Regions from separate parts of the Homo sapiens genome. Here region 2 is linked to region 1. Evidence: chromatin loops called from intact Hi-C (ENCODE). Cell type or tissue: endothelial cell of umbilical vein. All regions are shown on one strand. Region 1 overlaps PDE3A (phosphodiesterase 3A). Region 2 has its middle 12 kb from the start of SLCO1B3.

Region 1 (8,000 bases):
ATGAGAGAAGAGGCAGTGAGCTTCAAGGCTTTGGACTTCTCCTCCAGTGCAGTGTGGAATTGTGAGGGCTCAGATAATTAGACCACATTAATGATACACTTAGTGACTGAGTGGCAGCCTCACAGTTTGCAAAATAAGCTACTTAGTAAACTCTCCTCTAGAATTATTTAACAAAATAACTCCTGCCAGAAAATATATTTGAAACTTTGAGAGGATGCTTAGTGGCTCTTCCACCCTTTGTGTAGAGAAGTCCTACAAAACCCAATTACAGTGCTTGCCAACCCACTACTAACATCCAGTGAACAAACAATTCTTAAGGACTTGTTTTTAATTTCTCTCAACAGAAGTTAGGTTAAAAGTCACAATAACCACAGTGAAATAATTATCTTAGGTCTGGCATGCTTGGAGCTGCGTATAGAGGGGAGCTACAGGGAAGCTGTGTATAGAAGGGGAAGCACAGTGTAACCTGAAAGACCAGGCAGCCCTTGCTGTCAGTGTAATTTGAATCATCTCTGGCATGTTTATATAACCATGATTAGCAAGAATTTACTACATTTCTAATGCCATGCCAGACATGTATCCTTATCATTTAATTTAATGTTTACAATCAGTCTTATAGATCCCTCATTATTGGGCCAATTTCACAGATTACAGAATGAGATTCAGAGAGGTTAAATAACTTGCTCAAGATCACAGGCAAGTACAGACCATAATCATTGGCCATTCTAATTTTAAGACAAAAGACTAATGATAAGAAGCAACACATACAAATGTAAAATGTATAACATGCAAAATGTTATTAAAAAGAAAGAAAGCATGATTCTGAGACAGCTCAGGGTATGAAAGGGAAGACTCAGAAATCAATTGCAAATGGAAAAATAAATGTCATAATGAATTTATGTATCAAAATCAATCCTAATAGAACAATGTTGCTATTTTAAAACCTAAACAATGCTATTTAATTTGTTTAAACATATGGGACAAAATCACAAAGCTGGCTACAAAAAGAAAATGTGCTATTAATTTTATAAGTGTTTCAAGAAACGTTCTCATCCATTAAGCAACTCTTTTTTTTTTTTTTTTTTTTTTTTTTTTTTTTTTTTTTTTTTTTTTTGAGAAGGAGTCTCGCTCTGTCGCCAGGCTGGAGTGCAGTGGCCCAATCTCAGCTCACTGCAACCTCCGCCTCCCGGGTTCAAGTGATTCTTCTGCCTCAGCCTCCTGAGTAGCTGGGATTATAGGCGCGTGCCACCATGCCCAGCTACTTTTTGTATTTTTAGTAGAGATGGGGTTTCACCATGTTAGCCAGGATGGTCTCAATCTCTTGACCTCGTGATCCACCCACCTTGGCCTCCCAAAATGCTGGGATTACAGGCAGGAGCCACCGTGCCCGGCCCATTGACCAACTCTTTACTGTCTAAATACTTCAAATATTCAGAATAAAGTAGATATCTTTAAAATGTGGAAGAAGTTCAAAATCTAGTAAAAGATAACGGCAGATGTATATTTCAATGTTTTTAATAGTGTATCACATACAAGAATAAAATAAAGACTTTAAAAATCCTCCTTTATATAAGCAAGCATAATAAATACATTTTTATAAGTCATTTCCTGTGACAACATCTAGAGTATAAATTAACAGAAAGAATACTAGGCAGGAATATAGAAAGTCATTCCTACACTATCTTTATTAATATAAATCATTTCAGAAATAAAGATTCCTAGATATACAAACAAAAAAAAAGCATCATCATTCCTTTTATTTTCTTTGTTAAAGGATCTCATTCAGACATTTCACATATTTATAATCCATCATTTTAACCAAGTCTATCTGCCTCTCCTCAAATCAGAAAATTTTAAAAGATGAAAACAACCAATAACTAAGAACTCATGTTTAACAGCAGTCTTCTTTCACTCCCAATTAGATAGAAAAAATTAATGTACCTATTAAACTAACATATAAGTAATTCAACAATCAGGAAAGAAGCTTTGGAAGGCATATATAAAAAAGGCTACCCACCCAACAATGAGAAAAACAAAGAAGTCTCAAAAAACAAATAAAATATGTGCTTATTTCTGAAAAATTTGAATTCAACTCTGGAGTTCAAATGGCAATTTATTTTTTGCACTCATAACTATAAAATGACTTAAGCACACACTGAAGATCTCATTTATCTTTCAAACAAAAAATTGATGAGAGGAAAAGAGAGGTACCTTTAGTAACTGGGACAGGCGGTGATGGCTAAGAAGAAAGAAAAGAAAACACTTATCCTAAAATTCAAACTTCGTCTATCACACACAAAGCCACAATTATATAGTCATACTTATTAATAGATTAAGTGATTTTTATATTCACATTAGATTTCTCTAGAACAGCAACTACTGAAAAACAGAGCCAGAAACACACAGAGACAAAATTGCCTTTTATATGAGACACTTAAAAATAATACACTAGTCATAATTTAACTTTTAAATAATTTCTTTAAAAGTACACTGAAAATTTTAAAAAGCATTCACATTCGAAGTATTACTCATGACCACTCATTATATCACATTATAATCACTTAAATACAACTCAGCGCACCCTGTTAGATGGTCTACTGAATGGCATCTGTGTATCTCATTCACTTCTTCCTCTCCTCCTTGAAACACAGGAGAATTGTTGCTTTGCATTCAGCAAGAACTCTTAATTATTAGAACCTTTGTTTATATGCTTCATAATATTTGGATTTTTAAAAAATTATTTGCTCATATAAAAAATAGTTTCATTCACAGATTGTAGCTGTCAGTGCTAAGTGTTTGTGCTCCGTAGAAGCATCCTGTTTCTTTGCTTGTCTTCCAAGAGTCTGGCTGTCAGGCATTGGAATGGGAACAATTTCCATGTTGCATAACACGGTTCAGTGTACTGGACAAAGGGTGGGGCCTCAGGACTCCAGTGACTATTTGGATAGATCTCTAGGGAACATGCTTTTCAAGAGTGCAAAGACAGAAAAATAAATGGGCCAGGGGGTCAGGTTTTAACCTGCTGACTTAGTTCATTGGCTCTTCACACTAGGCAACGGGCTCTGCACCACTTCCATTGAAACGTGGTTTCTTATTGATCCAAAATCCCCAAAAGGGAGATCTAAGATGAGTAATATTTTTTGGCACAAGTTGGTATTATTTATAACACTTCCCTGTTCTGGAATATTCTTTTAGATATAGTCTCTCAAGTTCTAAGAAGTAGGAACTGTTTGTCCTACCTTCTTTCCCTATTTCATCCATCTCCAGGACTTTCAACTTTTATATTTCCTATTTTATTTAGGACATGCTACCATTTTAAATTTTTAAAATAAAAGTACTGGCTGGGCACGGTGGCTCCTGCCTGTAATCCCAGTACTTTGGGAGGCTGAGGCGGGCAGATTACGGGGTCAGGAGTTCCAGATCAGCCTGGCCAGCATGGTGAAACCCCATCTCTACTAAACACACAAGAAATTAGCCAGGCACAGTGGCGCGCACCTGTAGTCCCGCTACTCGGGAGGCTGAGGCAGGAGAATTGCTTGAACCTGGCAGGCAAAGGTTGCAGTGAGCCAAGATCGTGCCACAGCACTCCAGCCTGGGTGACAGAGTGAGACTGTCTCAAAAAAATAAACAAATAAATAAAATAAAATAAATAAATTTTTAAAAATTACCTAGAGAATTAACATTCTAACACACGTAAGTACTTAGCTTGGGGAGTTGGTAGAAAATTTTACCATCAGAGCTGTGAATGAGCGTGTGTAATCCAACAACGTAATATGAACCAATATAAGGGCTACTCTATTCTTGGAATACATATTCTGCAAAAATGAAAACTATGACATGCTATTAAAGAGAAGAAATTGTTAAGCAACCTCCAACTTCATCGACTTTTATCCTCAGAAAGGAAGATTTGATGAACTTAGACCTGGAATTTAATGAACTATATGTAACTAAATATTTTTTAAAAATTGAAAATAAAAATGGGGTATGATGAACCTTAAAACACAGGAGTTATGCACAACGGCTAAACTTCTAATTTCATTTTTAGAATTTCATATTCTCATATGTAACTGCTTCTTAATTCATAATACTGAGATTTGCTAGGGGTATAAATAGAGTGTGCCATGTTATCAGTTCATCATGTGGTGAGAATGTTTATCCTAAAATATCTGTTTTTCTCTCTATAAAATATGATTGGATGGTAAATAGCTGGGTATGTCTAGAAAGCCCTGTATAAACAAAGACCACAACTTCTTTGCACATGAGAAACTAATGTCTGTATCCATGTGTCTCATTTTATTCAATCCCACGTCAGCAATTTATAGTCCTGCACTCACTCTTCAAGGAAAATGAAAATTTGCATAGTGTACAATCCTGGCCATAGAAATTAGCATGGGCTTAGGACCCACCTGAAACCAGATTGGCTTTGAGAGTAATCATGATTCAGCTCACGGTAAAACATCTTACCGTAATAGCCATCCAGAAGAAAATCTTACTTATATAGAGTATATTTCTTGGGCCTACAGAAGGACAGTCATCATACTGAAGTACAGAAAAGATAATTATGATAACAATTAGCCAAGCAATGGGAAAAAACAACTTACTCAATATCAAAGTTATTGATATAAAAAGCGAGAGCTGAAAAAATAATTCCAATATTGATTTACTAAGTGACAGTGAACCTTGTTAAGTGAATATATTGCTTTCTAAGTAAATATAACCCTCATTTTGAAGGGGATATATTAAATTTGTGGATCTATTGAAATACCATTTAAATTATCACAGGCATACTCTGTTGAATTATTATGCAATTATATTTGTGTGCATTCCATATAATGTTAATAAGGGCAATAACATTTCCCATCATTTCAATGATACAGGGCACTTTTTCTTTTGGAAAAATAGTCACTCTGAGAACAGAGCCATCTAGTGGCAAGTGCAGAATAATGATTACAACATAAAATGAACTGTGAGCCTAACAGTATCATTAGTAAACATTATCATTAACAACCTAAACTAAGTGGTAATGAATATTAAAGGTTCTGCTTTTCAGATAAAGAAATAAATTAAGTGGAAAATCCATCTATAAAGGGTGTCCACATTCTTTATACCATATGGTCTTCGTTTTGTAAAATAGAAAAGTCTAAAACAAGAATTACACACGCATATACAATACATATACACACAAACACACAGACACAAAACAAAGGAACTATGCCAAAATATAAACAGTTCCCCAGCCTGGGAAGTGGGATTAAGTATGTTTTGTCCCCTTCTTAATGTTTTTCTGCATTTTCCTCAGCAGGTACATACTACTTTTGTAAGTAGAAAATGTAATATTTAAAAATATATTGAGAGACTACTGAAAGAAATATGAAAACAACAAGAGCAGATTCACTAATCTTTCAGAAAATATATTTTCTATTTGCAGCTATACATCCTTGTAGCTCTAGAGATTGTTTGCTATGATATAAGCAAAATAATACCTTTTGATATATTTACCATAGGCTTAGATGATTCTTCATCTAGGAATAAATCACAACATGCTTAGATATTAGGTATATAGCATTAAGATTTGAGCAATAAATAACAAGTATAACATAATTATGTTGAGTTTTAAAAATACATACAAATTACTTATCTATATACTTAATATTGCAAAAAACACAGTGAGGTAGCAAAGGAAAAGATAATTATTTTCATTTTATAAAGAAGTGGAGATGTACAGACAGCACATATTTATCTCCAGCTCTGTCACTGATGAGTTGAAAGTTTTCTGACAACTACTCTATTGCTTTTCATACTATAACAATTTTGATACCTGGAACTTAAAAATATCTGTAAGTTATTTTCATGTTTATTCTCAAAAAGTCTCATTGGTGGCAATAGCTACTCTTCTTATTCCTCTCTTTAGATTGACACAGATGATGTCCTATAACTGAGATAATTTATCATGGGCATAATCAAGAGTATAGATTTGCCAGGTGCAGTGGTTCATGCCTGTAATCCCAGCACTTTGCGGGGGCCAAGACAAGAGGATTGTTTGAGGCCAGGAGTTTGAGACCAGCCTAGGCAACACAGGGAGACCCTATCTCTACAAAAAAATTAAAAATTAGCCTGGCATGGTGGTATACTCAGGAGGCCGAAGTAGGAGGATCCCTTGAGCCTGGAAGGTCAAGGCTACAGTGAGCCATGATCCTGCACTGCACCCCAGCCTAGATGACAGAGTGAGATGCTGACTCATAAAAAAAAAAAGTATAGCTTTTACTTTCTTAAAGTATGTTGATATTTTACAAGACGTTTTTAACAAATGAATACCAAATTGCATGAAAGCTTGAAGTAAATGTTTAGAGTAAATGAAGAATAAAAAAACTTCAGACATTGAAAATAACATTTTTTAAAATCCAAAAAATCAAACTAAAATTTAAAATAGAGCAAACAAATCAGAATTATCTATACGGCCACTCTGAGGAGAAAAATACAATTATTAAAAGGGGTCTATTACTGACCCTAATCTTCACAAACAACCAAAAAAAAATTCGATTTTTGTTGTTGTTGTTTTAGATGAAGTCTTGCTCGTTGACCAGGCTGGAGTTCAGTGGCACAATCTCAGCTCACTGAAATCTCTGCCTCCCAGGTTCAAGCGATTCTCCTGCCTCAGCCTTCTGAGTAGCTGGGACTAGAGGTGCAAGCCACCAGGCCCAGCTGATTTTCATATTTTTAGTAGAGGCACAGTTTTGCCATGTTGGCCAGGCTGGTCTCGAACTCCTGACCTCAAGTGATCTGCCCATCTTAGCCTCCCAAAGTGCTGGGATTACAGGCATAAGCCACCGCGCCTGGCCTCTAGTAGTTCAATTTTTAATCTTCCTGATATTCAAAATTGATTTGGAAATTCTGGGGCTAATTACTTGTCAATGAGAAGAACACTTTTCTCATATTTTCAACCTAAAATTAAAAGTTATATGTGAGATCCAAGATTAGTAATAACCCTGTTTGGTGGTGCCAACTCTATCTACATCTAAGTAGCACCCAAAGTGAGACATGCAGCAGGAAAGTGGCCAAAAGAAGTGCTTCGTCACTTCATCTCTTTTCCTTCCTTCAGTATTCCTTTCATTCCCATTCTAATTGATATTTTTAAAACCTTCTAATACTATTTATATTCTGATACACTGCAGAGAGATAATAATAAGCCATTCTGGGGAAAAGATAGGCTATTATAAATGTATACTTTGACATTTTTACTGATATCTGATTCTTACGCACTTGGTAAACCAACTGGGAAAAATTCATTACAATTTGCTACAAGAGTATTTTAATAGGAATCACGGCTTTTAAGAAAACAATAATCAATAATAATCGTCATCACCATCATCCCATTTAGTTACTGGGTTGGGCCCAAAGCTTAATATACATTACCTAGAGAAAGAAGTAGATGAATGATTATGTTTATCTAATTTTTCTAGATAAGCCTATAGTTCTGTTTTATATCTTTATGTAAAATTAAAGAAGAAAAAGATAGAAGCAAATGTGCTATATATATTACTGCTTCCAAAATTTCAATTATTCATGTAGCAATTACCTTGGTGATTCTACCATGTTATGGACCAGCCACCCATAATATTGTACACTTAGTCTTCTATAAATAAAATTTTGTTTCCAATTGGATTTATTTTTTAAAACTTTATGTCACTACTTAAATGGAAACTCAGTAATACTTTATATAAGTACAAAGTGGCCATAAAACTAAAGTCAAGGAAAGACAATGCTATCTCTTTCAATTCTCACAAGATCCTCTTTTTTTTTTTTTTTTTTTTCTGACAAACACTCCTAGCCTGAGGCCTGCTCTCTGTTACAAAGATAATCAGTGAGGGTTGGAGGGACATGAAAGCATCCTAGCTCCAAGGTGAGATCTGCTCCCCTTATCTTAATCAGTAACATTAGAGTAGAAATGAAAGGCAAATAATTTAGCAAAACACTTAATATTATATACCAGCATATCTCGT
Region 2 (8,000 bases), 330 kb before region 1:
TTAGCCATGTGGTCTTCAATGTGAGACATGCATTCTCTCACAGAAATGAGAAGGCTTTCCAAAGGATATGCAAGTACAGATAAAGTTTTAGAAAAAAATTAACAATTTCATGGAAGAACAATTTATATGCAGTAAAATGCACATACATAATGTATATCATTAAATGAATTTTGACATATGCATTCAGCCATGAAACAAAGATACTGAAGATAATGGTCATCCCAGAAGTTTTCTTCTGTCCCTTCCTACCACTGCCCACCTCAGACCCTATCACTGAACTGCTTTTGTCGCTATAGATTAATTTACATTTTAAAGAATTTTATATTAAGATACGTCAAACAATAGGTACTCCTTTCTACTTGACTCAACTTAATTACTTTCAGGTTCAACCATATTGTCGTAGATATGATACTTATTCCCTTCAATGCCGATTAGTATTTTTTTTTTTAGTTTGTTTTTGAGATGGAGTCTCGCTCTCACCCAGGCTGGAGTGAAGTGGCATGATCTCCGCTCACTGCAAGCTCCACCTCCCGGGTTCACACCATTTTCCTACCTCAGCCTCCCGAGTAGCTGAGACTACAGGTGCCCACTACCACACCCGGCTAATTTTTTGTATTTTTAGTAGAGACAGGGTTTCACTGTGTTAGCCAGGATGGACTTGACCTCCAGACCTCGTGATCTGCCCGCCTTGGCCTCCCAAAGTGCTGGGATTACCGGCGAGAGCCACCGCACCTGGCCAGTTTTGCCCAGTTTTAATCGGTATGTTTGTCTTATTATTGAGCTGTGTTTTTTATATGTCTTCAAACAAGATGTTTGTTGAATATATGTTTGCAAATATTTTCAAAAGCAAATGTTTAAAATTTTGAGTAAGTCCAACTTATAAATTTTATCTTTACAGTTTCCCTTTTGTATTCTATGTAAGAGAGTTTTCAGATAGGGTTTGCACTGCCAAAATGAAAGTGAATATGATTTTCCCATGTTGTTTTAGAGGTTTTATATTTTACTTATTACATTTATGCTCCATTTTGAGTTAATTTTGGTAGAAGACATAAGGTAAGGGCCAAGGTTTTTTATTTTGTCTATTGCCATCCAATTTTTTCAGCATCATTTGTTAAACTTGACTTGGTATTTTTGTAAAAATCCATTAAACATAAATGTTTTGATCTTGTCCCAGACTCTCTATTCTGTTCCATTTACTACTATGTTCAATTTTATGTCAATATTATTCTATTTTCATTACTGTGGCGTGATAATAAGTCTTGGAATCAGATCCTGTAAGTATTTCTACTTTTAATCTACTTTTAAGGTAGATTATCACGTTGTATAAAAAGAGTTGCCCTTCTTTCTTTGTAATTTGGATATGTTTTACTCCTTGACTTGCTGTACTGTCCAGAACCACCAGTGCCATCTCCAGACTACCATATCTCAAAATAGAAGTGATGAGAGCAGACTTCCTTGCCTTGTTCCCAAACTTAAGGGAAAAAGTTTTCAGTCTTCCATAATGAAGTATGATGCTAGCTATAGGGTTTTGTACATTCAGATTAAGAAAGTACTCTTTCTTTCAGTTTTGTGGTTAAGTTTTTGTTCACTTGCTTTTTAAAATGGTGAATGAAAGAATTAACATTTAAAAATCAATATAATTCACTGTATCAGCAGAATAATGGGAAAACCTTATACTTACATTATCTCAAAAGTTGTACAAAGAATATTTGATAAAATTTAACTACTCATGATGAAAACAATTGCATACTATAAATAGAAAAGAACTTCTAGGAAGTGTATGGGGAAGTAGGAGATAAAGAGAGGTTGGTTAATGGGTAGAAATGTATACTTTGATAGAAGAAATAAGGCCTTGTGTTTGATAGATCTGTAGAGTGACTATAATCTACAATAATCTGTTTTATATTTCAAAATAGAAGAGACTATTCTAGCATAAAGAAAAGTATTTAAGGTGATGCATATTCTAATTATACTGATTTTACCTGTACAAATCAAATGAATATATTAAATTATTACATGTACCCCAAATTAAAAAAAAAAAACTTTCTTAATGTGATAAAGGGTATCTACCAAAAACTACTACAGAATCATCATACTTCATTATATGTTTATTGAATATGAATATCTTAATGAATAGAAAGAGAATGAAGGGCTCAATAGACTGGAGGTCCCATGAATTAGAAGGAAGAGCATACTAAGATTAACTGAAAATAAGATGAAGGAAAGCAGAAATCTAAATGTATTATTTTGGAGTAGTTTCGAGTGATGACAAATACCAAAAAGTGTCTACAGGATAGGTTGATTGAAGTAAAATAGAGGAGTAAAATTTTTCCATTGAGCAACAAGGCATAGTAATTCTACTCAAGGCTGTCTCTATTGTGTCTTTAGAGCAGTGCTGGGCATAGCACTTTCAGAGATGATGAAAATGTAATATCAGTGTATTCTTAAATGCAGTAGCAACTAGTTTCATGTAGCTATTAAGCACTTCAAATATGTCTAGTGTGACCAAGAAACTCAATTTTTAGTTTCATTTTTTATTTAGTTTAGATTTAAATAGCCACTTGTAGCTAGTGACTACCATGTAGCACAGCATAACTTCCGGCTATCAATTTCACCATGGCTGAGGTGGTAGAGCATTTTCTTCCCTGAGGATCCCACAAAATTTCACTTAAACCATTTCTAAGTCTTTCACCTTTCACCTACATTTTTTCAAGTTCTGAAATACCAAGTCACTACGCTGTTAGGAAATAGAGGGACTAGGCAATGCTCTATTATTTCTTTCTCTCATATTATTTCTTTCCTGTCTTTTGTTTTCTCTCTCCTTCATGTCCTCCTTTCAGGGTCAGTCACCAAGCACAATGTCAAAAACATTATGATCATTCAATACAGTGTAGCTGTTATAACAGTCTTTTTCAAATTATATACAATACCATCATGAGTATCTTTTATGCAATTACTTCAATACATCTGGGATTACTTCTACAGTAAACTGTCTTAAAACCAAAATTACTGATTCAAAGAGCATACAATTTTTTAAAATTTGCTTTTCAAATTGCATTCCAGAAAGATTTTATCAATAATAGTTTTTTATACAAATGGCACCTCTTAATTCATATCTACTAGTCATATATTTTTCTATCTTGAAAAATTAGTTGCAAAATAGAATCTACTATTGTTTTATTTTGCATTTATTTGATTATAGACCACATTCATGCTAGAACCAGTGATAGAGTTCTCTAGTATATTTCATATGACACAGAGTTTTCATCACTCATCTCTTTCTACTTCTCTAGGGCACTTGAAAAATTGGTTGCAAAATGGAATCTACTATTGTTTTATTTTGCATTTATTTGATTATAGACCACATTCATGCTAGAATCAGTGATAGAGTTCTCTAATATATTTCATATGATACAGAGTTTTCATCACTCATCTCTTACTACTTCTCTAGGGCACAAACTCAGAATACTTTTTGTTATACTCAAATGGCAAGAACATGTGTATCCCTTGAATAGCACCAGCATGACGTTGGTTTTCTCTAATAGAAATCCAAATTAATGCTCAGTTTTAAGATATTTGCTCAATATGCAGCAAAAAAAATAGTTCTTTTCTGGAAATTTCAACTTTCCTAGAGAATTAGGAAATCATCTGCTTCCACATGAAATAACCAAGACCAGGCACTATTACCTAGGTTTTCTTTGGACAACAGCATACTCCTGTCCTCAACTCCTGATAATCAAGTGTCTTGTGAAATTCCAGTTGTGACCATACGTTCTTGGATCACCCTGCCCATTTTCCTCAGGCCTCTATCCATGTATTCTGTGTGCTATGAACTTTGTTAAGCCTTCTGATGTCCTCTCAGATACCTTGAATATCTGTAGCTTCTTAATATTTTTTATAACACAACATTCTGGCTAGTTTTATCACTGATCCCAGAGGCTATACATACAGAGATGTGGTAGGTTTTGGAGTAAAGGAGAAGGCTTACATGGAAAAGAGTTGACATTATGCCTACAAATCAGAAACAAATATGAAGATTCACATAATTACCTGTATAGTATTGATAATTGTGAGATTCTCCAGCCAGTAGGTGGAAGCAGACTCCTATCTATAGAGATGGATAGTCTAAGCAGTTCGCACTTCTGAGTATGCTAAGTCATTTAGCACTTGCAGCAAATAAAACTTTCACTTTTCAGCAATCAGGAATCAGCTGTTTCTTGGGGATATATTTATGCAACCACTAATCCCTACTCAAAGGAGATTAGTTGCCTAAACAAATTTAACTCATGCCTGGGCTATTGCAATATTTTCCCAGGCAACTCAGGTTAGGGGACATAAGCCTAATAAATAAACTTTAAATCATCATCTTAGTAGGTGTTTAATGCTAACAAATTGTGTTACAAAGGTTCCTTGTTAAAATGAATGCTGTTATTGTCTCGTCCTCCCCAAATATTGGTCCTATTTGTCTTAGAGTTAGGAAGAGAAGACTGGAATAGAAAGGATAAATTCATACTAGCAGAAAAGGTAGTGAGCAGGATGACATACTTAATTGAGTAAAAAGGATGACATAACCTGTGAGCTCCATGAGGGTAAGAATATATCTATGAGGTTTGCTTCAAAGGCTAACAAAATTCTGGATACCTGGGGCATACCTATTAAATATTTGGTGAATAAAATGTTGAATGACAAACTAGAAGTATGCATGGCCTTTGTTCCCAGGATTTGATATATCAGAATATTCCCTTAAAAATTATGCCGTGTGTTGTGGCTCACATTTATAATCACAGCACTTTAGGAGGCTGGGGCTGGCAGATCACTTGAGGTCAGGAGTTTGAGACCAGCCTGGCCAATATGGTGAAAACCCATCTCTACTGAAAATACAAAAATTAGCCAGGTGTGGTGGTGCGTGGCTGTAGTCCCAGCTACTAGAAAGGGAGGCTGAGGCAGGATAATCTCTTGAACTCAGAAGGCAGAGGTTTCAGTGAGCCGAGATGTGCCAATGCGCTCCAGCCTCGGTGACAGAGCAAGACTCTGTCTAAAAAAAGAAAAATAAAAATTAGGCAACATATAAAAGAAAGGTGAAGAGCAGTGAAGATTGGTGGTATGGTAGGCTGAATAATGACCCTTAAAAATACCCATGTTCCAATCCCTGGAACCTGTGGATATTAATTTATATGGCAAAAGTAACTTTGCAGATGTGATTAAGCTAAGAATCTTAACATGGGGAGATTATCCTGGATTATCTGGTTGGGCAAACTTCTATTTTATCATTCAACATTTTGTTAACATCCATAGGTTATAGCTCCAATCTGCTATACAGAGGCCACACAGACTTCTATTTTATCATTCAATTTTTTTTTAACATCCACAGGTTATAGCTCCAATCTGTGCAATGCACTTTGAAAATGGAGAAAGGGAACACGTCAAGGAATACAGGAAGCCACTAGAAGCTGGAAAAAAACCAGGAGACAGATTCTCCTCCCAGATCATCCAGAAGGAACCAACCCTGCTAAAACCTTGACTTTAGCTCAGTACAAAGGATTTCAGACTTACAGCCTCCATAAGGGTAAGACAATACATTTGTGTTATTTTAAGCCACCAAGTTTGTGATACTCCTACAGCAGCAGCAATAGGAAAATAATACAGATGGTAACTGCCTTCTTTGTCCCTAATCATCTCTCTTCCTCCACTAGCTCCCACACTCCTATCTCTTTCAGAGACTGTCAATAGTGAAATATTGAATCAAGACCCCCTGAATATTTTATACACACTCTTATGAGATTAGAGTGTGTGATTACTGTTGTTATAGTACAGGATTCAAGTCAATAAGGTGGGCTCCAGGGACCTACCCAACCAAGAGCTGGTATTTCCACCATTAAAAAGTATTCTTAACTCTTTCCTTTTGTTATGATTATTATTATTCTAAGTTACCATGCTTTCTTTTGGTCTTGGTGTCCTTGAGAATGTACCTCACACAACTCTAACTACATGAGCATAATTGACCAATGGTCTCATGCACATTTAATCCCATTTTGTTATTTCCTTCTTAGAGACCTAATATATTTGCTATCTTAAACAAAATCCAGTTTTATTTTTAATAGCGCTTTATTCCGGAACTTTTCCTAGTCATCTAGACCATTGACCATAGTTCTGTTTAGCCCATTTTCTTCCAAGAAATTGAATATGTTTTGTTCACTGTCACTTCAGATTGAGATTCTTCTCTACACTAGGGTATTATAATAATATTGTTCACTCAACCATAGATATTCTATTTTCCTGGAGACTCTGGTTGCTTTTCTGCCCATTCTTGGTCACCCTGGAGACAAAATTTGATGAATCTCCTTAGATGAGGAAGAAGTTGTGTTGTGGTTCAGATCACAGACTCTGAATACAGATGGTCTGGGCTTACATCCCAGGTCTTTCACTTACGAACTGTGTGACTTGATCAACTCACTAAACCATGTCTCAGTTTTTCTATCTGTTTAATAGTAATAATAAAATATGAAATAAGAGGCTGGGTGCAGTGGCTCACGCCTGTAATCCCAGCACTTTGGGAGGCCAAGATGGGCAGATCACGAGGTCAGGAGGTCGAGACCATCCTGGCTAACACGGTGAAACCCCATCTCTACTAAAAATACAAAAAAGTAGCTGGGCGTGGTGGCATGCGCCTGTAGTCCCAGCTATTCGGGAGGTTGAGGGAGGAGAATTGCTTAAATCCGGGAGGTGGAGGTTGCAGTGAGCCGAGATCGTGCCACTGCACTCCAGCCTGGGTGACAGAGCGAGACTCTGTCTCCAAAAAAAAAAAAAAAAAAAAAAATATATATATATATATATATATATGATTATTTTGAAGATTAAATAAGTGAACTATTTAAAGCATTTAAAACAATGCTGGTCACAAAAGATCACATACTTGATAATAGCTTTTGTATGAAAATCCAGAATACTCAAATTTATAGAGATGAAAATTAGATTTGTGGTTGCCATGGGCTGGGAGAAGGAGAGAAAGAAATGGCTGTTAATAGGCGCTGAGTTTGTTTTAGGAGTGATGAAAATATTCTAAAATGAGTTAGTGGTGATGGGTATACAATTCTGTGAATACATTAAAAACACCACTGAATTGTATACCTTTAAAAGGTAAATTTTATCATAAAGGATATATCAACCAAAAAATAATGCTGGCCCCTTGTATTGTGATTATTTTAAATTATTATTGAGACCAATGTTTCTGGTCATCCTCTTCAGGGCCTTCTTCAGAAGGAGGTGCTATGTAGTGAATTGCATTTCTCCAAATTCATATGTTGAAGCCCTCATCCTAAAGTGACTGTAATTTGAGACAGGGTCTTTAGAAAATAATTAAGATTAAATGAGCTCATAAGAGTGTGCCCTTACCTGAAAGAACTGGTGGCCTTATAAGTAGAGAAAGGAAGTGCTCTCTCTCTCTTCCTCTCTCTCTCTCTCTCTCTCTCCAAGTGATCACAACAAAAAGGCCATGTAACAACTCAGGGAGAAGGTAGCTGTCTCCAAGCTAAGAAGAGGGCACTTACCAGGAATTGAATCAGCTGGCACCTTCACCTTGGACTTCTTAGCCTGCAGAATATGAGAAATAAATTTCTGTTGTTTAAGCCATTCAGTATTCAGTATCTTGTAATAGCAGCCTGAATACTTTAGTACATAGTTTGTTGCCATAGAGTGGCGTGATGCTGCAACAAATACCTAAAAATGTGGAAGTGGCTTTGGAATTGGGTAAAGAGTAGAGCCTAGAAAATTTTGAAGTGGCACTAGAAAAAGATGAGATTACCATGAAGTGACTGTTGGTAGTAATTTGGACAGTAACAGCAATTATGGTGAGGGCTCAAAAAGAAAAGAGGAGAGCTGAAGAGAAAGCCTACATATAATCATAAACAAAATTTTGATAGAAGTATGAACATGAAATGCCATTCTAGTAAGGTCTCATACAGTAATGAAGATCAGATCATGTGACTGGAAAATGGAGAAAA

The links. Peaks named below come from ENCODE experiments on the same cell type or tissue, not always from the same donor. Only the 100,000 strongest peaks of a DNase experiment are listed, where the experiment ranks them.
Region 2: it touches region 1 in a loop (22-fold over the local background); 4 of 110 quality-filtered maps call a loop at or near these places.

Annotation. Positions count from the first base shown.
Region 1 is chr12:20,461,048-20,469,047 of GRCh38, reverse strand. The region is part of intron 1 of PDE3A (phosphodiesterase 3A); the gene reads right to left. Among named protein-coding and RNA genes, the nearest start is that of PDE3A-AS1, 95 kb to the right of the region's middle. In endothelial cell of umbilical vein, a CTCF peak has its summit at 4,916 (motif pointing left); a DNase peak (open chromatin) is centred at 4,937.
Region 2 is chr12:20,794,870-20,802,869 of GRCh38, reverse strand. No RefSeq gene overlaps it. Among named protein-coding and RNA genes, the nearest start is that of SLCO1B3, 12 kb to the left of the region's middle. In endothelial cell of umbilical vein, no CTCF peak of the experiment used is centred here; a DNase peak (open chromatin) is centred at 4,109.